Linked DNA regions of Homo sapiens: region 1 is linked to region 2. A link is a loop called in an ENCODE intact Hi-C map of the cell type or tissue named here. Cell type or tissue: PC-3. All regions are shown on one strand. Region 1 overlaps SKAP1 (src kinase associated phosphoprotein 1). Region 2 overlaps SKAP1 (src kinase associated phosphoprotein 1).

Region 1 (2,500 bases), 150 kb before region 2:
TTTCACTGCAGAATTTCAGACAAGTTTGTTCGCAGAGAAAAAAATGGGCAACAGTGGAAGATAAAAAGAAACGGGGTATGGAAAAATATAACAGTAATACAAGACCAAATGGAATGGCTGAACAATGCAGTTACCATGTCCTTTTGCAACTGCACAGTCTAGCTGACCTTAAAGTGGGTCACTGCATAGAAGGTGTTGAGCCATTACAGCACTGGGGAGCACCAGGGCAGGGGAGGGAGATTGGTTTTTTATTTTAATGGGGAACTGAGAATGTTCATTCTCTGATGTGTACTACAGAGTGCTCTCTGAAACCCTGCTGAGGGCCCTCTGCAGGATGGGTGAGTGCAGTCAGCATACTCTGGGGAAGGAAAGGATGGAGAGACGTCCAACTTTCATTTCAAAATGCAATAAAATTGTTTGGCTTGATTAGCCTTTTAATAAAGATTTTGCAACAATTTTCATCTGAATTTTGGTGCCACCACATACGAGGAAAAGATCAAAAACACATTTGTGGCTTAAACCATATGTTATTATTTTGTTTTAAAATAAAATGGAATGAATAATTTCTTCAATGTGGGATTCTGAAAGTACCACAGGGTACAGCTCAATAAAGCTGCTTTGAGTTTTATTGAGGTTTACACACTTAGGGGTATATTACACGCATAAATCCAAGGCACCTAGATGAGAGTGTACCCTGTAGTCTCGCCATCAATGTTCATGTTTGCCTAGTTCCAGTCTATTATACGTGACGCTGTTGGTAGATGCAATAGTTTGCTTTTGTGATAGCAAAGGCATAACTGAGTAAAACAGGCAATTCTTGTAATTAAAGCACTGGTGCTTCCTTCTTTTTATCCACAATAAAATCTTATAGCAGAATAAAAATCTGAGATGAAAAGGCTTTGCGTTTTTAGCTTGACGTGTGTCTTTCTAGGTCTTGGGCCATGTATAAAGTTGGTGTTTCTGCCTTTCTGCAGAACAGAGGTAGGGTCCTGCCATGATGGTAGGTGACAATTATATAATACCGAGTGACTAACTCAAGGTTGGCTTATTCTACCTGACAGACCACTCCCAGATAAGGCTTCCCTGGCCATTGTTTCTGCTTTGCCTACAGGCTGGCCAGCAGAGGGTACTCTAAGAGCAGTCATTTACCATCTTCAGGCAGGACTCTTCCCATCCCAAAGCAAGGAACATCTTATTGTGGCTTGGGAAATAACAGTTTGTTTTTAATGTCCAATGTCCCTGAAGACCATCTAGATTGGTTTAGATTTCTACTTCCTCCTAAGACTAAAATAAGGAGATTTTGAACCTCAATTGCAACTAGATGACTTTAAGTTGGATATTATGAATTTCCTTTCCAGAATATAAGGGGTTAGGAGACACCGAATTGGGCTGAGCTGATTTTTAGAATCTCCTTTTCTAGTGATTTTGAATATTACAGACTTGCCTGTAGGTAGGTGGATGAGCTATGATACCAGAGGTCCTCCCAAGGTTGATACTGTCTTTATCTTCTCATTCACACATAGTACTATTTGTTGTTGTAATATGGGGAATGTGGTAGGAAAGGTAGAGGTGAGAAAGGGCAGAAAAAATACATACTGAAGTCTGTAGATTATATTTATGCAACATAACTTCAACTGCAAATCAACTCAAGTATTATTTCTGTAACAATGACACTTACCCTTTAACAAGAAACTTATTTGATCCACCCAGTCTCTGGCTTCTGCTGGACTAGTAGCTGTAAACTAGAGAAAAATCAGTGAATTAATTTATCACTGTCACTAAAATTTCCATGAATCTTGACAGGGATGTCCAAGGGGGAGGAACCACTGAGTTTCAGAGTCAAGTTTAAAGCTCAGGATTCTCTGCCTGCTTAACATATAGAAAAAAGACCAAATATTTCACTCAAACTGATTTTTTCCTTCTGCAATTTTGCATACCCAGAGATGACAGCTCTTTGAGTCTAGACATTCATGTCCTTGTGCATTCTTTCATTTGATTATCTATTCCTTCATCAGACATTTATTTGAGAAAAGTTTACAAGAAAAAGAAGCAAACCAACCCACACACATGAAACGGGAACACTAAAAGGAGGCACATTTTGTAACAACCGGATATCAAGAGGAGACAGGGAGCACCTGTTGTTGCCTAGAGTAGGTCAGAGTGGCTTGCTGAAATAATACCATTTTGGCTGGATTTTAAAGAAGAGTTGGTGGAAACTGGTGGACAGAGTTGGACATTTTAGGTAGGCAGGCCTATGTGCAAAAGAACAGGAATGAGAACATGACTTACGGGGAAGCCTGGCAGATCAGCTTGACTGAAGAACAATAACAGATGAAGTTGGAGAGTTGAGGGTCAGAGAAGAGTCGGTAAAAGGGCTCTGAGTACTAGGAGTTCAGAGTTAAAATGCAGGCAACAGGAAGCCACTATCAGCTCTAGCAAAAGGAGTGGGGGATTCTTTCAATAGTAGTGAGTAGGAAGGATTGGAATAGAGAAATCTGGA
Region 2 (2,500 bases):
CAAAAATCTGGAGGAGTAACAATCAACGTGGCTGGGCGCGGTGGCTCACGCCTATAATCCCAGAACTTTGGGAGGCCAAGGCGGGAGGATCACTTGAAGTCAGGAGTTCGAGATCAGCCTGGCCAACATGGTGAAACCCTGTCTCTACTAAAAAAATACAAAAATTAGCCGGGCGTGGCGGCAGGCGCCTGTAATCCCAGCTACTTGGGAGGCTGAGGCAGGAGAATCGCTTGAACCCGGGAGGCGGAGGTTGCAGTGAGCCGAGATCGGGCCATTGCACTCCAGCCTGGGGGACAAGAGAGAGACTTTGTCTAAAAAAAACAAAAAAACAAAAAACAATCAATGCTACTTCCTTTTCTGTGAGGCAGTGTGGCATACTAGAAATAATATGGGTTTTGGAACTACAGAGACTTGATCAAATCCTGCCTCTGCCCCCTTATTAGTGGAGGAACTTGGGCAGGTTAATTTTTCTGATACTCGAATTTCTTCATCTGTGATAAGGAAATGATAATACCTACAATGCACAGTAGTAATGATGATTAGAGGTAATGTGTGTAAATACTATGTCTGGCATGTGGTAGGCATTCAATAAATTTATTATAGAAAGCAGGTACTATTAATTCACCTTATAGAGTGCCATGCATTCAGCATAGTTATGTGCTAAGTAAGTGGTTGCTGTTGTTGGTAATGAAGGCCAGGCTAATAAATCTTTTGCAGGATGGTAGTATTTATGCTTTTGTTTAAACACTTCTCCCTGTACAGGGCTTTCTCTTGTACTCCTAGAATGCAGGTAAACTTAAGTTTTTCTCTATGGTATTATCGATTCCAGTTAATTATTTTTTTAATTTAAAAGTTTTAAAAATTTTATATGAGAGGGGAAAAAATTGAGTATTCACAATTCATCAGAAAGCCTTTAATTTACCATTATTTGGGAGTTTTTACTATTATAAAGACATTTATGGAGTGGTATGTGGATTGGAACTGCAGATTGGCATAAAGGACTGCTACTATCACTGTCACCAACAAAGGTTGCAGCTTAAAATTTTGCCTGGACAGCAAGTCTAAAATTTCTGCCATCAGAGCATAATCCAAGTCACAACTCTAAAAAGAAAAACCAAAACCAAACAAACCACCAGAGGTTAAACATATGCATGAGACATTGGAAGGCTGGGGGAAGGAGAAGGGAAGCATTCTGCAACCCGCCCTCTTCATTCATGCTGCCAGAAGGGCAAATAAGAATTGTGTCCCTCTTGCTTCTGGCAGTTGGCACACCCTAAGTGACAGCACATTTCAAGAAGCTGTTTTATTTGCTTGAGTTGTCTCGTTCTTTCAACTGCTATAGTGTTGTGGGTCCTGCTAAAATATCTTTGGGGGTGTGGGTGAAGAGTGGCGAATCACAAATTTAGTAGCCAGTTTTTCCCCAGGGGGCGGAAAAAAAAAAACAAAGAGTGACCAAGTAACCAAGTAAAGAGAGCTATGAGTTCAATAACCAGGATTATCCCATGGCAAGGATTCTGTTATCGTTGAGCATGATTCCTTTATCTCTCAGAGACAATCAACCTTCAGCCAGAGGAGTGTAACCTTAAAACCTCATAACTCAATTTAACATAGTGTTAAAGTTTGGGGGGATATTTATCAGTGCTGAGGCTGATATAATCAGTCTGAGGGACCCTAGAACAAAGAGCAGTGGGTGAAGAACATGTCACCTCCGTGCACATTCGTTTCCTTGATGAACAAGGGGCTATTAGCTGCAGAGAAAGCATTATCTAGGTGAAGAATGATGCCGATTGTTTTAGCTACTTCTTTTGAAATTGTGGAATAGAACACAGAATCTTAGTGAGTTAAGGGAGCAGTTTTTGTTAATATGATGTGGATTTTTTAAAAAAAAATAAGTTTAATTTGGCAGAATATATAGACACATTCTTCTATAGCAACCAGGAATTAATTTGAAACATACATCTCTTTTAACCTCTGCTCTTAGGCTCTTACCTCATTAAATCAAAAAGTTTAAAGATAATCACATAGGCTGGGCGTGGTGGCTCACACCTGTAATCACAGCACTTTGGGAGGCCAAGGTGGGCGGATCACCTGAGGTCGGGAGTTGGAGACCAGCCTGACCAACATGGAGATATCCCGTCTCTACTAAAAATACAAAATTAGCCGGGCGTGGTGGCGCATGCCTGTAATCTCAGCTACTCAAAAGGCTGAGGCAGGAGAACCGCTTGAACCCGGGAGGCGGAGGTTGCTGTGATCTGAGATCGCGCCATTGTACTCCAGCCTGGTAAAAAGAGCGAAACTCCGTCTCAAGGAAAAAAAAAAAAAGATAATCATATAAGGCTTTTAAAAAATCTAGTTTTCATGCAAAATACTAGCTTTCATGCAAAATTTAAGAAGAAAGGCCATATATGGCTTTTTTAGTAATAAGCTAGTTAATAAAGCATCTAAGGAAGGAGAAAATATGTTCATTGAACATCTGACTTTTTAAAGGGCTAGGCATCAT

Evidence for each region. Peaks named below come from ENCODE experiments on the same cell type or tissue, not always from the same donor. Only the 100,000 strongest peaks of a DNase experiment are listed, where the experiment ranks them.
Region 1: it touches region 2 in a loop (7-fold over the local background); 2 of 110 quality-filtered maps call a loop at or near these places.

The regions. Positions count from the first base shown.
Region 1 is chr17:48,180,716-48,183,215 of GRCh38, forward strand. It overlaps SKAP1 (src kinase associated phosphoprotein 1), which reads right to left. Exons shown (of 13, transcript NM_003726.4): 8 at 1,679-1,742. Among named protein-coding and RNA genes, the nearest start is that of MIR1203, 25 kb to the left of the region's middle. In PC-3, a CTCF peak has its summit at 1,124 (motif pointing right); a DNase peak (open chromatin) is centred at 1,136.
Region 2 is chr17:48,329,394-48,331,893 of GRCh38, forward strand. The region is part of intron 4 of SKAP1 (src kinase associated phosphoprotein 1); the gene reads right to left. Among named protein-coding and RNA genes, the nearest start is that of SKAP1-AS2, 36 kb to the left of the region's middle. In PC-3, no CTCF peak of the experiment used is centred here; a DNase peak (open chromatin) is centred at 1,208.